Regions from separate parts of the Mus musculus genome. Here region 2 is linked to region 1. A link is a loop called in an ENCODE intact Hi-C map of the cell type or tissue named here. Cell type or tissue: left cerebral cortex. All regions are shown on one strand.

The links. Hi-C counts contacts between places; a loop is a spot of excess contacts. Peaks named below come from ENCODE experiments on the same cell type or tissue, not always from the same donor. Only the 100,000 strongest peaks of a DNase experiment are listed, where the experiment ranks them.
Region 2: a loop joins it to region 1, with 2.3 times the contacts of the local background. A loop is called at or near these places in 2 of 42 quality-filtered maps.

What each region holds. Positions count from the first base shown.
Region 1 is chr5:123,224,588-123,232,587 of GRCm38, forward strand. It overlaps Psmd9 (proteasome (prosome, macropain) 26S subunit, non-ATPase, 9), which reads left to right and starts at 3,603. Exons shown (of 6, transcript NM_026000.2): 1 at 3,603-3,857. The coding sequence starts at 3,720. In left cerebral cortex, no CTCF peak of the experiment used is centred here; a DNase peak (open chromatin) is centred at 3,632; H3K4me3 peaks cover 1,527 bases; H3K27ac peaks cover 622 bases.
Region 2 is chr5:123,065,042-123,073,041 of GRCm38, forward strand. It overlaps the pseudogene Gm6444. Among named protein-coding and RNA genes, the nearest start is that of Tmem120b, 7.2 kb to the right of the region's middle. In left cerebral cortex, CTCF peaks have their summits at 2,830 and 4,590 (motif pointing right); a DNase peak (open chromatin) is centred at 2,771.

The DNA.
Region 1 (8,000 bases):
TTGGTGGAGAAATGGAACGAGACCCCATCAAAGGATACACCCTGGACTCAGCTGATGTGGCGTTGTTTTCTTTCTTAATCTAAGGCCCTTGCCTAACTGACCCCACCTATGCTGCGTGTGTTTCACAATACTGACCTTTTGGAAGACAGGCCTGTTGTTTTGAAGGATGCGTCTCAGTTTGGATTTGCCTGTTTCTCCATGACTAGACTTGGGGCAAACACGTTTGAATACTATGTAGGTTGATGCATCTTCAGTAAATATATATAAGATACTGGATTAAACTGGGTAGAAATTTGGGTTTTTCACATTTTGTCAGTTAAACAAATCAGTTATTGAAAAGGTTTTCTTTCTTCATCTCTTTCTCTTCCTTCCTTTCTTTCTGTTTTAGTTTTTTTTTCAAGACTGGTTTCTCTGTGTAGCCCCTGGCTGTCCTGGAACTCACTCTGTAGACCAGGCTGGCCTTGAACTCAGGGATCAGCCTGCCTCTGTGTCCCTAGTGCTGGGAGTAAAGGCATGTGCCACCATGGTCCTCTTAAATGGTTTTCTTAGCTGTCAAATATGGGCACCAATACATATGGTTTCTTTGGGTTGTTGAACTATCACATATAGGCATGTAGAACTGTATTTGAGATTCTCTGTCTCATTCAGGTTTTACATTATATCTTCATGTGCCTCACCGCTGAGTAAAACTCTCATTCCTTATTACTATTTTTTTTAAAAACATGCTTTTTTAAAAAACAAAATAAAGAGAAACCCTGTCTTGAAAAATCAAAACCAACCAACCAACCAACCAGAAAAACCCAAAGAACTTACTTTATACTTCCTGTGCATCAGTGTTTTGCCTGAGTGTGTGTCTGTGTGACGGTGTCAGAGGGTGGAGTTGCAGACAGTTGTGAGCCGCCATGCAGATGTTGAGAGTTGAACCTGGGAAGAGCAGTCAGTGCCCTTAACTGCTGAGCCATCTCTCCAGCCTCCTTATTACTATTTAAAAATTTTTATTTTTATCATATGTATGTGAGTTGGCTAGTTTTATGTCAACTTGATGCAACCTAGAGTTGTCTAAAGGAAGATGGAAACTCAATTGAAAAAATGCCTCCTTAAGTTCCACCTGTAGGGCATTGCCTTAATTAGTTATTGATGGGAGTGTGTTCTACCCATTTTGGGCTGGTGGTCCTGAGTTCTATAAGAAAATAGGCTGAGTAAGACACAAGGAGCAAGTCAGTAAGCAGCACACCTCCATTGGCTCCTGCCTCCAGGCTCCTGCACTGTTTGAATTCTTGTCCTGATTTCCTTAAATGATGAACAGTTATATAAGGAAACGTAAGCCAGATGAAGCTTTTCCTTCCTACATTGCTTTGGCCTTTGTACTGGCTGGTTTTGTGTCACCTTGACCCGGGCTGGATTTATCACCGAGAAAGGAGCTTCAGCTGGAGAAGTGCCGCCATGAGATCCAGCTGTAAGGCATTTTCTCAATTAGTGATCAAGGGGAAAGGCCCCTTGTGGGTGGTGCCAGCTCTGGGCTGGTAGTCTTAGTTCTATAAGAAAGCAAGCTGAGCAAGCCAGGGGAAGCAAGCCAGTAAAGAACATCCCTGCATGGCCTCTGCATCAGCTCCTGCTTCCTGACCTGCTTGAGGTCCAGTCCTGACTTTGGTGATGAACATTGTTGTGGAAGTGTAAGCTAAATAAACCCTTTCCTCCCCACTTTGCTTGTTGGTCATGATGTTTGCGCAGGAATAGAAACCTTGACTAACACAGCCATGCTATTTTATCACAGCAATAGAACCTTAACTAAGACAGTGTGCAAGTGTTTTGCCTGCATATACGTATGTGTCCTAAGTGCGTGCTGGATGGTTGTGGAGGTCAGGTGAGGGCATTGGAGACCCTGGAGCTAGAGTAACAGACAGTTGTAAGCTTCCATGTAAGTACTGGGAACCCAGGCCCTCTGCAAGAGCTTTAAGTATGTTCTTAACCTCTGAACCATCTCTCTACCCCACACCCCAGTTTCTATGTTTACCTACATTTATAGAGGCCTGACACAGTTTCATATTCTTTACCACTTCAGTCTTGTGGGGAATTCATGAGAGGAGACTGCTCAGATAGAGTTTTAATCTGATAGTCTTTATTAGTGAGCCAGTACAACACTAAGTGTTTGGGACCCCAGTGGAGCACTGAGCCTTTTTCAGGGTAAGCTTTTTGAGCACAAAAACCGGGTCCTGGGGTGATATACCTTAGTTCACAAGAGCAATTAGCCAGGAGCACAACCACTGAAGCCAAAAAGCAAGGTTCGTGCATGGAGAGACTTTCCCACAGCTGTGGACTTGGATGGCTTCCGGCTTTGTTTTAGTTTTGGCAGGTGGTGCTGTCTGTGTGCTGTGTTTTCCAGCCTGAGTGGTACTTTCTTTATGGAGTCGGTTGTACTAAGGTCTGGGGGCCTGTTACACCAGCACCTCGTGACAGAGGTGAAAGTCAATAAATACTTGGACACCCTTAAGAGACACGTTGCTAGGGTGTGTGTACTCTGATCAGGATCCAAAGGGAATAAATTAGTAAATAAAAATGAAAAAAAAGAGCGAGAGATATTACTGTTAGTGTCACACAATAAGGTCAGAGAGCAGAAGGTGAAATTATTTAAGGTCACATGGAATATATATAGTCGGTGTTAATGGTCCAACTTTGAACATAGGTTGTACCATGAGGATCCCCAGCCCGAAAGTGGCTGGGGATATAGCTGAGTTGGTAGAGTGTTCCTGATCCCCAATATTTCATAAACCATACCTGGTGGTACATGCCTGTAATCCCTGCCTGTGGAGGGAGCAGATGGAGTATCAGATGCTCAAAGGCACTGGGCACACTAGGTTATAAAGAAGGAAAAAAAAAAAGGTCTTGAAGTTTTGATGAGGATAGGTTGAGGGAGGTGCGAAATGGATAGAATGGGAGTGGGGGGTTAGAGGGTGTCTGTGATCATGACAATAAGAAATAGAATATTCTAAAAACTTGGGGAGAGCTTCAAGGTCGCCTTCATCTACACAATGAGTTAGAGGCCTGCCTGAGATGCAGTAAATCTTGTCTGGAAAAAGAAAAAGAAAAGAAACAGAAAACAAAAAACAAATCGCTTGAAAGCCTCTTTCAAACACTCAGGGGCTTCGTAGATGTTAAGAACTGAAGTGTCAAGGTTGGCAAGACTGGATCCTCTTACATTTATACAGCTGGTATCCAGTTTACTCAGCCTTCAGATGAGTGAATGAAAAAAAGTGTAAGCCAGATGTGGTGGCTTTAATCCCAGCACTTGGGAGCAGAGGCAGGAGGATTTCTGAGTTTGAGGCCAGCCTGGTCTACAGAGTGAGTTCCAGGACAGCCAGGGATACACAGAGAAACCCTGTCTTGAAAAACGGGGTGGGGTGGGGGGGTGGGGAAACGGACGGATGGAGGGACGGGGACAGAATGAAAAAGAAAGGAATGAACAAGAAAAGTGGAAATGAGTCAGGATAAAGTGGGAGTAAATACCTATGTCCTCTATGGGCCTATTTATCTCTACCGGGTCATCTGAAAACCACGTGGTCTATCTAGCCGGTGACCCCGCCCACTTCCAAGCTCCACCCTTCATCTGTTTCCGTACTTGCGCGTTGGCTGAGCTGTTTTGGCCCCGGGGAGGACCCGTAGCCTCAGCCTCGGCTGGCGTCCGTAGCCGGGAAACCCAGAACTCTAGCTTGAGGTCCGCGATGTCGGGTGAAGACGTTCCGCACCGGGCAGAGTCCTCCGAGGCCCGTGCGGCCGCGGTCAGCGACATCCAGGATCTGATGCGACGCAAGGAGGAGATCGAGGCGGAGATCAAGGCTAATTACGACGTCCTGGAGAGCGTGAGTGTGGCGGGGAGGCCTGCGGACGAGGCTCGGGGTCGCTGCCAAGCAGTGTCCTAGAGGGGGTCTTTGCTGCGTGCCACACGCCCCTTTAAGCATTTTTTCTTTACGTGGGATTAATTTTCATTTTCGGAAGCATTAACTTTGCATTTTAAAGTTTTTTGTTTGTTTGTTTTTAACGCAGCCCCTAAGCTGGCTTCGAACTCGTGATCCTCCTGCTTCATCTTTCTGAGTGCGGGAATCGCGGGCCTGTGCAACCATGATATAGGCCTTAGTGAAACTGCCTCGGTCGCAAGGATAGACTATTTGCTGAGGCATAGTGATAATCGCTACTGTCACTTTCTGTAGGTGACATTACCAGGTTTGGCCTCGCCACCCGCTTTTCTTTAGGACTTTATAAATGTCAACTGGGAGAATTAATTGGGCATCTTGTTAAAATGCACGTTGTAGCCAGGGGAGGCATCCCTATTTAAGCCCAGCGTTTAGAGAGTGGAGGCAGGGGGATCAGGACTTGAGGGTTATTCTTGCCTACATAGTAAGCTCGAGGCTGTCCTGGGTTATATTAGACCTTGTCTCAAAAAAAAACCAAAAAAAAAAAAAAAAAAAAAAAACAAAAAAGAAAAGTAAAAATGAAATGCAGACTCTAATTGGGATAGGGAAAAGACTCTGGATTTTAAGAAAACCCTCACCTCTGCTAATTGCTCTTTTAAGTGGAGCCAGATTAAGCACATTGTCTTTACTGTAAAAGGGGAAACAGGGCCAGAGTGGAGCCAATGCTTGCCCAGTTAGGAAGGGGGAATGGTTGGCTCTGTGATCTGTTTACCTCCTAAGCAGATATATTTTTCATAAAACCCCAAGTCAGTGTATAGAGGAAGGGGAGGCTAAATCACACTCATTGCTGGGCACAATGACATCTGGGTGATGGGTGCCAGATGACGGTGTCATATAGAGGTTCTACAGGCCAGGTAGGTGCTGACCATGTGCCTGAAAGGTACTATCTTGTATGTGTGCTGTGCCAGGAAACTGTCACAGCAGTATTGTTAACTTGTGTCCCTGAAGCTCAAAGGGGCGGAGTCAGGGGCTGGAGAGATGGCTCAGTGGTTTAAAGGCACTGGCCATCATAAGGACTGGAGTTGAGATCCAGAATTTACTACTGTGTAAGTTCACACGCCCGTGGAGACGTTTAAACAGACACAAATCTCTTTAAAGAAAAAAAAACACAAAAACCCGTGTGTGTGTGTGTGTGTGTGTGTGTGTGTACACATATATCTGTGTATGTATGGATACACATATATGTGTATATATGTATGTGTATATGTATGTATGTATATGTGTGTGTGTATACACATATATCTGTGTGTGTGTATGAAAGGAGAAGTCACTTGTTTAAAGTCACAGGCCTCCGGCTTGGTAAAGCTTAAAACAGATAAAAAGCAATTTTTTGTTTTGTTTTGTCTTGTTTTTCGAATGAGAGTTTCTTTTTGTAGCTCTGGCTGTCCTGAACTCAGAGATCCACCAGCCTCTGCCTCTCAAGTGCTAGGATTTAAGGCGTGCACTACCATCGGCTGGCAAAAAGCAATTTCTTAAACTGCAGTAACTTGCCTAACTCCAGTAGAATCAGACATCTCACGTATTGTCTTTTGGTATTGGCCTACCCTTTACTATTTAGCTGGGTGTGGTGTTGCATACCTGCAGCCCGAAGCAAGCAAAAGCATGGAGATTGCCACACGTTCAGGGCCAGTCTGTTTTACACAGTGAGCTCTAGGACTATATAGTGGAACAGCAAGACCCTGTCTGAACAAACCAGCGTTTGGGGAGGCTAGGAGTATAGCTCGGTTTGTCGGATGCATACCGCAGAGACCTCAAGACCTGAGTTTGGTCCCTAGAACTCAAGGCTGTTACTGGTCCATGTCTGGGATCCCAACTGGACAGGCAGAGACAGAAGATGCCCGGGTTTATGGGCAGCCAGTCCAGCCTGTTTGATGAGCTGTAGGCTGGTGAGACAGCATGTCTCAAAGGAGGTAGATAGTGTTCCTGAGATGCCCCCTTGAGATTATCCTCTGACTGGCACATGTGTGGCATCTGCATACACACAAACCTATTAGAAACCAAATCAAAAGAGGAAAAACTATAACTATTTTCTCTTAAATATAAGGTAAGAGTGTATGTTAATTGCCTCTGGCTAATTTTTTTTTTTTTTGGTTGCTGAGGGCTTGAATCTTAAAATTTGTCTGCTCTGATTTATTTCATATTATTATTATTATTATTATTATTTTAGGGACAGGCTCCCAGCTGGGTGGTGATGTCTCATTTCTTTATTCTAAGCACTTGGGAGGCAGAGGCAGGTGGATCTCTTGAGTTTGTGGTCAGCCTGGTCTACAGAGTGAGTTCCAGGACAATCAGGGCTACACAGAGAAACCCTGTCTCAAAAAACAAAACAGAAAAAAAAAAAGACAGGCTCTCAGTATGCAGCTTAGACTACATATGTGAAACTCTGTCCCTCCCCCACATAAAAGTAAAAACAGATTATAAATGATAAATTAGATATCACTATTAAAACTCCTATTTCATAATACGTAGTCAAGACTATAAGAAGAGAAGCCACAGGATGGAAGGAAGTGGTTGCACATCCTCTCATAAGCTGGTGTCTGGGATATAGAAAACGGAGCGATAAAACACAGTCATAAATACACAGATAGTGTACTGAGAACAGGGCAGAGGGTCTAAGTGAATGGTCCTTAAATTAAATACATATGATTGATAGAGAAGCTGGTGAACACATTCAGGACATCGGTTAAAAGCTCCACGTGCTCTTGCAGAGGACCTGGGTTCAGTTCCCAGCACTCACACATGCGTGGTAACTGCACTTCCAGGGTACCCGATGCCGCTTCTGACCTCCGCAGGCACCGCACACACATGGTGCACATCTATCCGTAGATCCAAAACACTTGCACACATAGAGGAACTCTTAAAGGCCCAGCATGCTGAACAGCCACAGTGTAGTTAAAATCACAGTGCCATACTCCCTCATACTCACCAGGATGGGGATAACGAGAATATGGGTAATATCTTAAGGAGACTATGGAGAAATTGGAAATACCATACAACTGTAAGATGGTGTAACTGCTGTCCAAAAACAGTTCGGCAGTTTCTCAAAAAGGTAAACATAGAGTTAACATAGAACTCAGAAAATCCATTCCTCATTTGATATTATGATTGTTGCAAATATATCATCCAAAAGTTCATACATAGCTGTAGTGAGAGCTTTGGTTTCTTTGGAAATGCTTGGGTTTTTTTTTTTTTTTTTTTAAGATTTATTTATTTATTATATGTAAGTACACTGTAGCTGTCTCCAGACGCTCCAGAAGAGGGCATCAGATCTCATTATGGATGGTTGTGAGCCTGGGATTTGAACTCAGGACTTTTTGGAAGAGCAGGCAGTGCTCTTAACCGCTGAGCCAGTCTCCAGCCCGGAAATGCTTGTTTTTGTTATAATCCCAAGTGCCCACCACAGCAGCTGATTGTGATTTGCCTTGAACTCCAGCAGGAGCCTGGTTCTGCAAGCTGTAGCTCGATCCTGTGCTTGGGTAGCGTGGAATTGTGGGGGCTTTTTAGAGGATATATAAATGTTAGCGCTCTGAGCCGTGGAGTTGTTGTCGGTTGTTGGGTGGTTGTTGTTGGTTGCTGTTGGTCTAGCTGGTTAAGTAGTCCTATGCAAAGAAGAAGAAATTAGATATCCTGATCAAACTTGCCCCAAGGAACTCAGATGTTCCTAATGAGCAGGAAGTAGTCTAACAATGACATCGCCCCCTTTCCCCTCTACCCTTTCTTCCCTCCTGTCAAGTCTTAGGGGGTTGAAAGGGTGGAAAAAAAAAAAAAAGGGTGGAGAAGGGTGGAAGAAAGAACACAAAATAGCCAAAGTTGGGCTACACACACTGTTTAAAATAGCTAGAAAACAGGAAGCAACTCATATTCTCTAGCTAACAGATAAGTGAAACATAGTCAACCCATACAGTGGGGTTTGAAGGTAACAAGGAGTTGTGAGTTATATATAAATACTTGTTCATGCTATTGGGTAAATAACCCTTGAAAGCATTGTGATAAAGAAGATACAAAACACCTTGTATCGTGTGTGTTATCTCT
Region 2 (8,000 bases), 160 kb before region 1:
CTGGTCTACAGAGTGAGTTCCAGGACAGCCAGGGCTATACAGAGAAACCCTGTCTCAAAACAAACAAACAAACAAACAAAAACAAAACAAAAACAAACAAACAAAAAACCAAAACCAAACCAACCAAACAAACAAAAACCCCAACTACCTTCTAAGCCGGGCATGGTGGCGAATGCCTTTAATCCCAGCACTCGGGAGGCAGAGGCAGGCAGATTTCTGAGTTCGAGGCCAGCCTGGTCTACAAAGCGAGTTCCAGGACAGCCAGGGCTATACAGAGAAACCCTGTCTCAAAAAACAAAAAACAAAAACAACTACCTTCTGGGTTCAATTCCTAGCACCCACATGGTAGCTCACAAATGTCTGTGACTCCTGCTACAAGGCATCTGACACCCAACCTCATACAGACACACCTGCAGTCAAATCACCAATGTACATTAAAAAAAAAGAAAAAAGAAAAAAAAAACCTACCTTAAGGCAGGGTGGTGGTGGTAGTGGTGGTGGTGGCGGTGGTGGTAGTGCACACTTTTAATTTCCAGGAGGCAGAGGCAGGTGGATTTCTGTGAGTTTGAGGCCAGCCATAGTGAGTTCCAGGACAGACAGGGCTACACAAAGAAACCCTGTCTTGAAAAACCAAACCAAACCAAACCAAACCAACAAAACCCCTGCCTTAAAGGCAGAATTATTTTTATGCCACATGAATACTTTTTGATAAAGGTGTTATTCAGATACCCATATATATCTTCAAAGGTGTCATGGCCAGGATGAATAAGGAAAGAATGCTTTCACAGACCAGAAAGGACATGATACCTGATGTCATGTCTGCACCTGGAACAGAAGAGGACACCAGTGGAAAGGAACAGTCACATCTGAGTAAACACCGAGATTTAGTTTATAACAATCTACCAGTGTGATTTTTTTTTCTTTTCTTCTTTGAGACATGGTCCTATATAGTCCAGGCTAGTCACCAACTTGCTGATGTCTGTCCAGATGTTTCTTGGCCCTGGGACATTGTTCCTCCAGGGGCATAATGCCAGACTCCTCTAGAGTGAAGAAGGCTGGAAGATCTAGCCACTAGGTGAGTCAAAGAATTTCTTTATGGCCCGAGCCAAAACAGAAGGACCATGGAAGTTGGGTCTGTATATGATATAGTTAAAAAGTTCTAAATTGCCCGCCCCCCAGGCCTCCGCAGTACAAGCTGTCATGGCGGCCAGGCTGTTAAGCTTGTATGGTCGATGCCTGTCAGCAGCGGGGGTGATGAGAGGGCTCCAGGCTGCCCTCGTTCGCTGGGAGTCCTCCAGGGCTGTAATCGCCCTATCCGGTGTGGAGAAAAAGCGGCAACGAGAACCGACCATGCAGTGGCAGGAGGACCCAGAACCCGAGGACGAAAACGTCTACGCAAAGAACCCTGACTTTCATGGTTATGATAGTGACCCTGTGGTGGACATCTGGAATATGCGAGCTGTCTTCTTCTTTGGTTTTTCCATCGTCCTGGTCTTTGGGACCACCTTCGTGGCTTATGTGCCTGATTATAGGATGCAAGAGTGGGCCCGCCGGGAAGCTGAGAGAGACTTGTGAAATACCGAGAAGTCAATGGCCTTCCCATCATGGAATCCAACTACTTCTATCCCAGCAAGATCCAGTTACCAGAAGATGACTAATGGCTTACCGAGCAGGGCCTAAGAAGCATTACTCATCCGCTGCTTGTTATTTACCTGGTTCCTCAGAACACCTTATTAAAGGAATTGAAAGTAAAAAAAAAAAAAGTTCTAAATTAGCTAGACATTCATGCCTGTGATTCCAGTACTTGGGAGGTGGCAGAAGGCTCAAGAGTTCAATGTTGGAATGGGCTTAGCAGTGCAAGCCTTGAATCCCAGCACTCAGAAGGCAGTGGCAGGCCAATTCTGAGTTTAAAGCTAGCGGTCTATATAGCAAGTTCCATGACAAATAGGACTACATAGTAAAACCAGCAAGCTTGCCTAAAATGGGGCTTTTTTTTTTTTAAGATTTATTTATTTATTTATTATATGTAAGTACACTGTAGCTGTCTTCAGACACTCCAGAAGAGGGCGTCAGATCTTGTTACAGATGGTTGTGAGCCACCATGTGGTTGCTGGGATTTGAACTTCAGACCTTCGGAAGAGCAGTCGGGTGCTCTTACCCACTGAGCCATCTCACCAGCCCAAAATGGGGCTTTTAATTTCAACAAAACTACTGAGTAATTTTGAGGAAAATAATTCCATAAATTTATAAAATAGACCACTTATGTTAAATGAAATTTACCTGATCTTTTTCAGCGTATATGAATGGTCATATATCTTTAACCATTATTATTTTTGGTCCTACTACATTTTGGGGGGGGGTGCATGGTATTTTGAGATAAGGTCTGGGATACCAGGCTTGCCTCCCAACTCACAGAGATCTGTTTGCCTCTGTCTTCTGGATTCTGGAATAAAAGGCACACACCATCATGCTGGACTCAGGCTGTACTTTATTTAACTTTCCCTAGCATGGGGGTATTTGGGATGGTTCTAGTTTGTGTGGCTATAAATATCTTTGCAAAATGGCTTGGTGTTGTCTGTGGCACTATTTTGAGCAAGCACGTTTGTGGAAAGTGGACAAAGTCAGAGTCCCTGGAATTTCAACTTGACCTTGGACAGCTGTGCTCCCCAAAAGGACTCTGAGTGTTTTGCAATGTGAGCTCCTGGGTAAGTTTTATCACCTGGCAAGGCTTAGCCGGAAGCACTACTTGGGAGCCTATAGGATGACAGGATTTTAAGCCCCTCCTCGAGAGAGTTGAAACAGAGTCTGCATTTTAACAAGATTCCCACTAGGGGGGTTCAGGGTACACTAAAAGTTAGAGAAGCCACGGGTTTGTGGACGTTATAGCAGGCGACTATCACACATTACATTCAAGGTCATCCTGGACTACATATACCTTTTATTTATTTATTTATTTATTTATTTATTTATTTATTTATTTATTTATTTATGACAATGCAATGCATTACCATTATTTCGGTATTTATCCACATGTCAACATTCTGTGGTCCTGACCAAAATAGGGAACATGGCAAGAAGGCCAGGCCCACCGATCTGAAAACGCAATGACACCCAGTTCCTCCTGGTCCCTGGAAGCTCCTGGTCCTCTGAGGAGCAGCAGCAATACTGAAACCCAAGTCTGCAGGGACCTGGCCTCATGTCCAGCTGTCAGGCTCCACATCGGACCGGATGAGTGGACTCGGTGATACAAGAGCCCTGTCTAGACCCCTTCGATGTGTAGAATCAGAGCGATTTTGGGAAGAGGAACGGACTCAGAACCTTGCGTGCTTAGGACTCTCCAAATGCCCTTGAAGCAGAACCACCAAGGACCCAAGGTCTGAGCTGCCCTGTGACTGCTCTCTTCACGTGGAGATCTGAGTTCAAAGCACAGAGATTGATGGTGGCGGCAGTGGGGAGGACCCGGTAAGCCCTACCTAGGCTGTTCGCAAATGAACAGATAATCCGGGGCTAGGGGAGGCCAGGTTCTCCCAACTTCATCTGATGTCTTCTTGCCACAGCATGTGTTGGATGGGCAATCAGGGAGTAGAGCAAGGGGAAGCAGCACCCCTTGATAAAGGTGGGAAGATGGGAAGCCCTGAACCTCTCACCTACGGTGGATTTCAGAGTGGGAGGGGTTTACATTTTAAGCTTTGGCCAAGGGTGGAAGTGAATTAGATGGGGCATTACTTAAGACTTAAGAAAGCAGGGGTACAGCCAAACCACCCACAAAGCCCGCAGTTGTCCCAGGGCAGCCACATGAATCCTTTCTATCCATTCTAAGGACTGCCGCACAGTCTAACAGGAGGGTGAGGCAGTTGCAAAGACATTAGGCTTTGTGTCAGCAGCAGGTGATTGTGTGAAGGTCTGTTGACAGCTGTGTTAGCTGTGCCCACCCAGAGGAAACTGATTTCAACACACTTTCTCTCCCTCTCCCCCTTCCCCACCTCTCTCCCTCCCCCTTTCCCCTCTCTTTTTCTTTCTTTCTTTTCTTTTTGTTTTGTTTTGTTTCCAGACATGGTTTCTCTGTGTAGCCCTGGCTGTCCCGGAACTCATTCAGTAGACCAGGCTGGCCTCGAACTCAGAAATCCGACTATCTTTGCCTCTCAAGTGCTGGGATTAAGGCGTGCGCCACCACTGCCTGGCTCTTTCTTTCTCTTAAAAACAAAATCATCCAACCATCTACCTACCCATTCACCCATCTTCCCATCCATGTAGAAGACTGAAGTAGGCAGATCCATGTGAGTTCCAGGGCTGCCTGCTCTGCACGGTTTTGCTTACATGTATGTTTGTGCACCATGTGTGAGCCTGGTGCCCTTAGAGGTCAGCAGAGGGCGTTGGATCCCCTGGATCTGGAGTTATGGATGGTTGTGAGTCCCCGAGGACCATGTGGGTCCTTTGTAAGAACTACAGGTGTCGTAACTGCTGAGCCACCTCTCCAGCCCCTCAACCTATTACTTTTTATTAAAGGATTATTTCTCTTCAATTACTTGGGGTTTTTAAAAAAAATTACATATTTATTTTATGTGTATGAGTTCACTGTAGCTATCTTTAGACACACCAGAAGAGGGCATCAGATCTCATTACGGATGGTTGTGAGCCACCATGTGGCTTCTGGGAATTGAACTCAGGACCTCTGGAAGAGTAGTCAGTGCTCTTACCCGCTGAGCCATCTCTTCAGCTCCCAATTACTTTTTTAAAAATTTATTTAGTGTGTGTGTGTGAACTTACAATACATATGTAGGGGGGGGGATCAGTTCTCTTCCACTTTGTTTTGAGGCAGGGTCTCTCCTTATGCTGTTCCTGCACCATGAATGCTCCAGCCTGTGTCGCCTGAGGGCTTCCAGACTATTCCTTCTCAGCTACCCATCTCATCACCCTAGGAATGCTGGGGTGACTGTGGGTCACTCTAGGCTTTTGTGTGGGTTTGTGGGTTCTGAGAGTTAAATTCAGGTTGTTAAACCTGCTTGGAAAGGACTTCTACCCACTGAGCCATCTCTCCCATCCATCCATCCATCCATCCATCCATCCATCCATCCATCCATCATTTCATCTATCAATCCATCCATCCACCCATTCACCCATATACCCATCCATCAATCCATCATTCCATCCATCCATCCAGCATTCCATCCATCCAGCATTCCACCCATCCATCATTCCATCCATCCATCATTCCATCCATCCATCCATCCATCCACCTATCCATCCATCCATCCATCTCCCCCATCCATCATTCCATCCATTAATCCATCATTCCATCCATCCATCCATCCATCCATCCATCCATCCATCCATCATTCCACCCATCCATCATTCCATCCATCCATCATTCCATCCATCCATCATTCCATCCATCCATCCATCCACCTATCCATCCATCCATCCATCTCCCCCATCCATCATTCCATCTATCCACTCATCTATCTGCAAGTCTCACGATGTACCCAGGTTGGTCTTGAACTTGAGACCCTCCCTCCCCCATCTTAGCCTCTCCAATGCAGGAATTACAGGCGAGTTCCACCATAATCATTTCCTATTCAAATGTTCACTTCCAGCATTAGACCATCTGAAGAAAAAAAACCAATCTTCATATCCTCCAGTGACTTCACATGCCAGGAAGGGACTCACATCACATTCACTTGAAATGCAATAAACAATTTCTGGACTTGTTTACAGTCTCTCTCTCTCTCTCTCGGTTTATTTTTTTAATGTATAGGAATACACCATTTCTCTCTTTGGACACGCCAGAAGAGGGCATCAGACCCCATTGCAGATGGTTGTGAGCCACCATGTGGTTGCTGGCAATTGAATTCAGGACCTCTGGAGGAGCAGTCAGTGCTCTTGACCTTTGAGCCAGCTCTCTGGCCCTATAGCTCCATTTTTAAGAGATTAGTTACTTTTCTACTGCTGTGACAAAACATCACAACCAAGGCAATTTAAGGAATTTCACCAGGCATCTCAGAGTATGTCTTTGATCTCAGCTCTCTGGAGGCAGAAGCAGGCAGATCTCTGTGAGTTCTCAAGGCTAGCCTCTTTCTTCTACAGATCCAGTTCCAGGCCAGCCAGGAATACACAGAGAAACCCTGTCTTAAAATAACAGCAAAACAGGGGCTGGAGAGATGGCTCAGCAGTTAAGAGCACTGACTGCTCTTCTAGGGGTCCTGAGTTCAATCCCCAGCAACCACATGGTGGCTCACAACCATCTGTAATGGGATCTAATGCCCTCTTCTGGTGTGCCTGAAGGGTGCAACAGTATATTCACATATATAAAATAAATAAATCTTTTTTTGTTTGTTTGTTTAGTTTTTTGAGACAGGGTTTCTCTGTGTAGCTCTGGCTGTCCTGGAACTTACTCTGTACATCAGGTTGGCCTCGAACTCAGAAATCCGCCTGCCTCTGTCTCCTTAGTGCTGGGATTAAAGGTGTGCACCACCACTACCTGGCAGAGTATGAGATCCTTACTCTCTTACTTTCTTACTCTCCTACTCTCTTACCCTCTCTGTCCCTTCTCTCCCCCTCCCCCCTCCCCCACATGTTCCTAGTCAGCCTCTACCCTCTTCTCTTCTCTTCTCTTCTCTTCTCTTCTCTTCTCTTCTCTTCTCTTCTCTTCTCTTCTCTTCTCTTCTCTTCTCTTCTCTCTCCCTCCCTTCCTCCCTCTCTCTCTTTCTCTCTTTCTATCTCTCTGACTTTCTCTTTCTCTCTATTCCCTCCTCAACTCCCCTCCCCATGCCCTAAATAGACTCTATTCCATACTAAAACCCAAACCAAAAACAAACAACAAGAAAAAACTGAGTTGCAAGTTAGGAACCAGTTGTAGTATCATGCAGTGTGATTTTTTAAAAAAGATTTATTTATTATATATAAATACACTGTAGCTGACTTCAGATACACCTGAAGAGGGCATTAGACCCCATTGCAGATGGTTCTGAGCCACCATGTGGTTGCTGGGATTTGAACTCAGGACCTTTGGAAGAACAGTCAGTGCTCTTACTTGCTTAGCTATCTCGCCAGCCCCAATTTTTTTTTCTTTTTTCTAAGAGACACGCCTAAACCTCTCCACATCCTAGTTAGAGCACCAAGACAGACCAAAGACAGGATTCCACTCAAGTCTAGCCTGGTGAAGCGGTGACTTTATTGAGGCTGTTCCCAGGAGTATGGGAGAGAGGTGACTTGAGAGCACAGATGACTCTGAGGCAACTGTAGCTCTGAAAGGTCCATCACAGCACAGATAAAGACCCCTATGCATCCCTGCAGCTCCTGCAAGACTGATGGGCAGCTGGGCTACGTGGAAAGCCTCCACTTGCCAGCAGCTATTGCTGTTCTATAACACTGACGAGGGGAGGGTGGTGTCTTGTGAATCTTGTAAATTTCAGGAGCTTCCTGAAGTCTGTAAATGCCTTACAAGTCTCATTTCACGCCAGATAAAACAGCTCCACAAAAACTGGAACATGCTTGTGATCACAGTGGGAGGTGGAGGCAGGAGGATTAGGAGTTCAAAGTCATGCACATTTGAGGCTAGCCTGGGCTACGTGACTCCCTGTCTCAATCCCCTTTCACTCCCTAAAAAATAATCGTATGTGCCTTCGCACTTATGTGAGTTTTTCCCGAGTTCTAAGCGATTGATCTGTGAACCCCAAACATCGGGAGCCTCCACAGTAGATGATTCTTTTTGTTGTTGTTGTTTAGATTTTATTTATTTATTTTATATATATGATGAGCACACTGTACCTGTCTTCAGACACACCAGAAGAAGGCATCAGATCCCATTATGGATGGTTGTGAGCCACCATGTGGTTGCTGGGAATTGAACTCAGGACCTCTGGAAGAACAGTCGGTACTCTATTTTTATTTTTTTAATTTTGGTTTTTCCAGACAGGGTTTCTCTGTGTAGCCCTGGCTGTCCTGGAACTCATTCTGTAGAACAGGCTGGCCCCGAATTCAGAAATCTGCCTGCTTCTGTC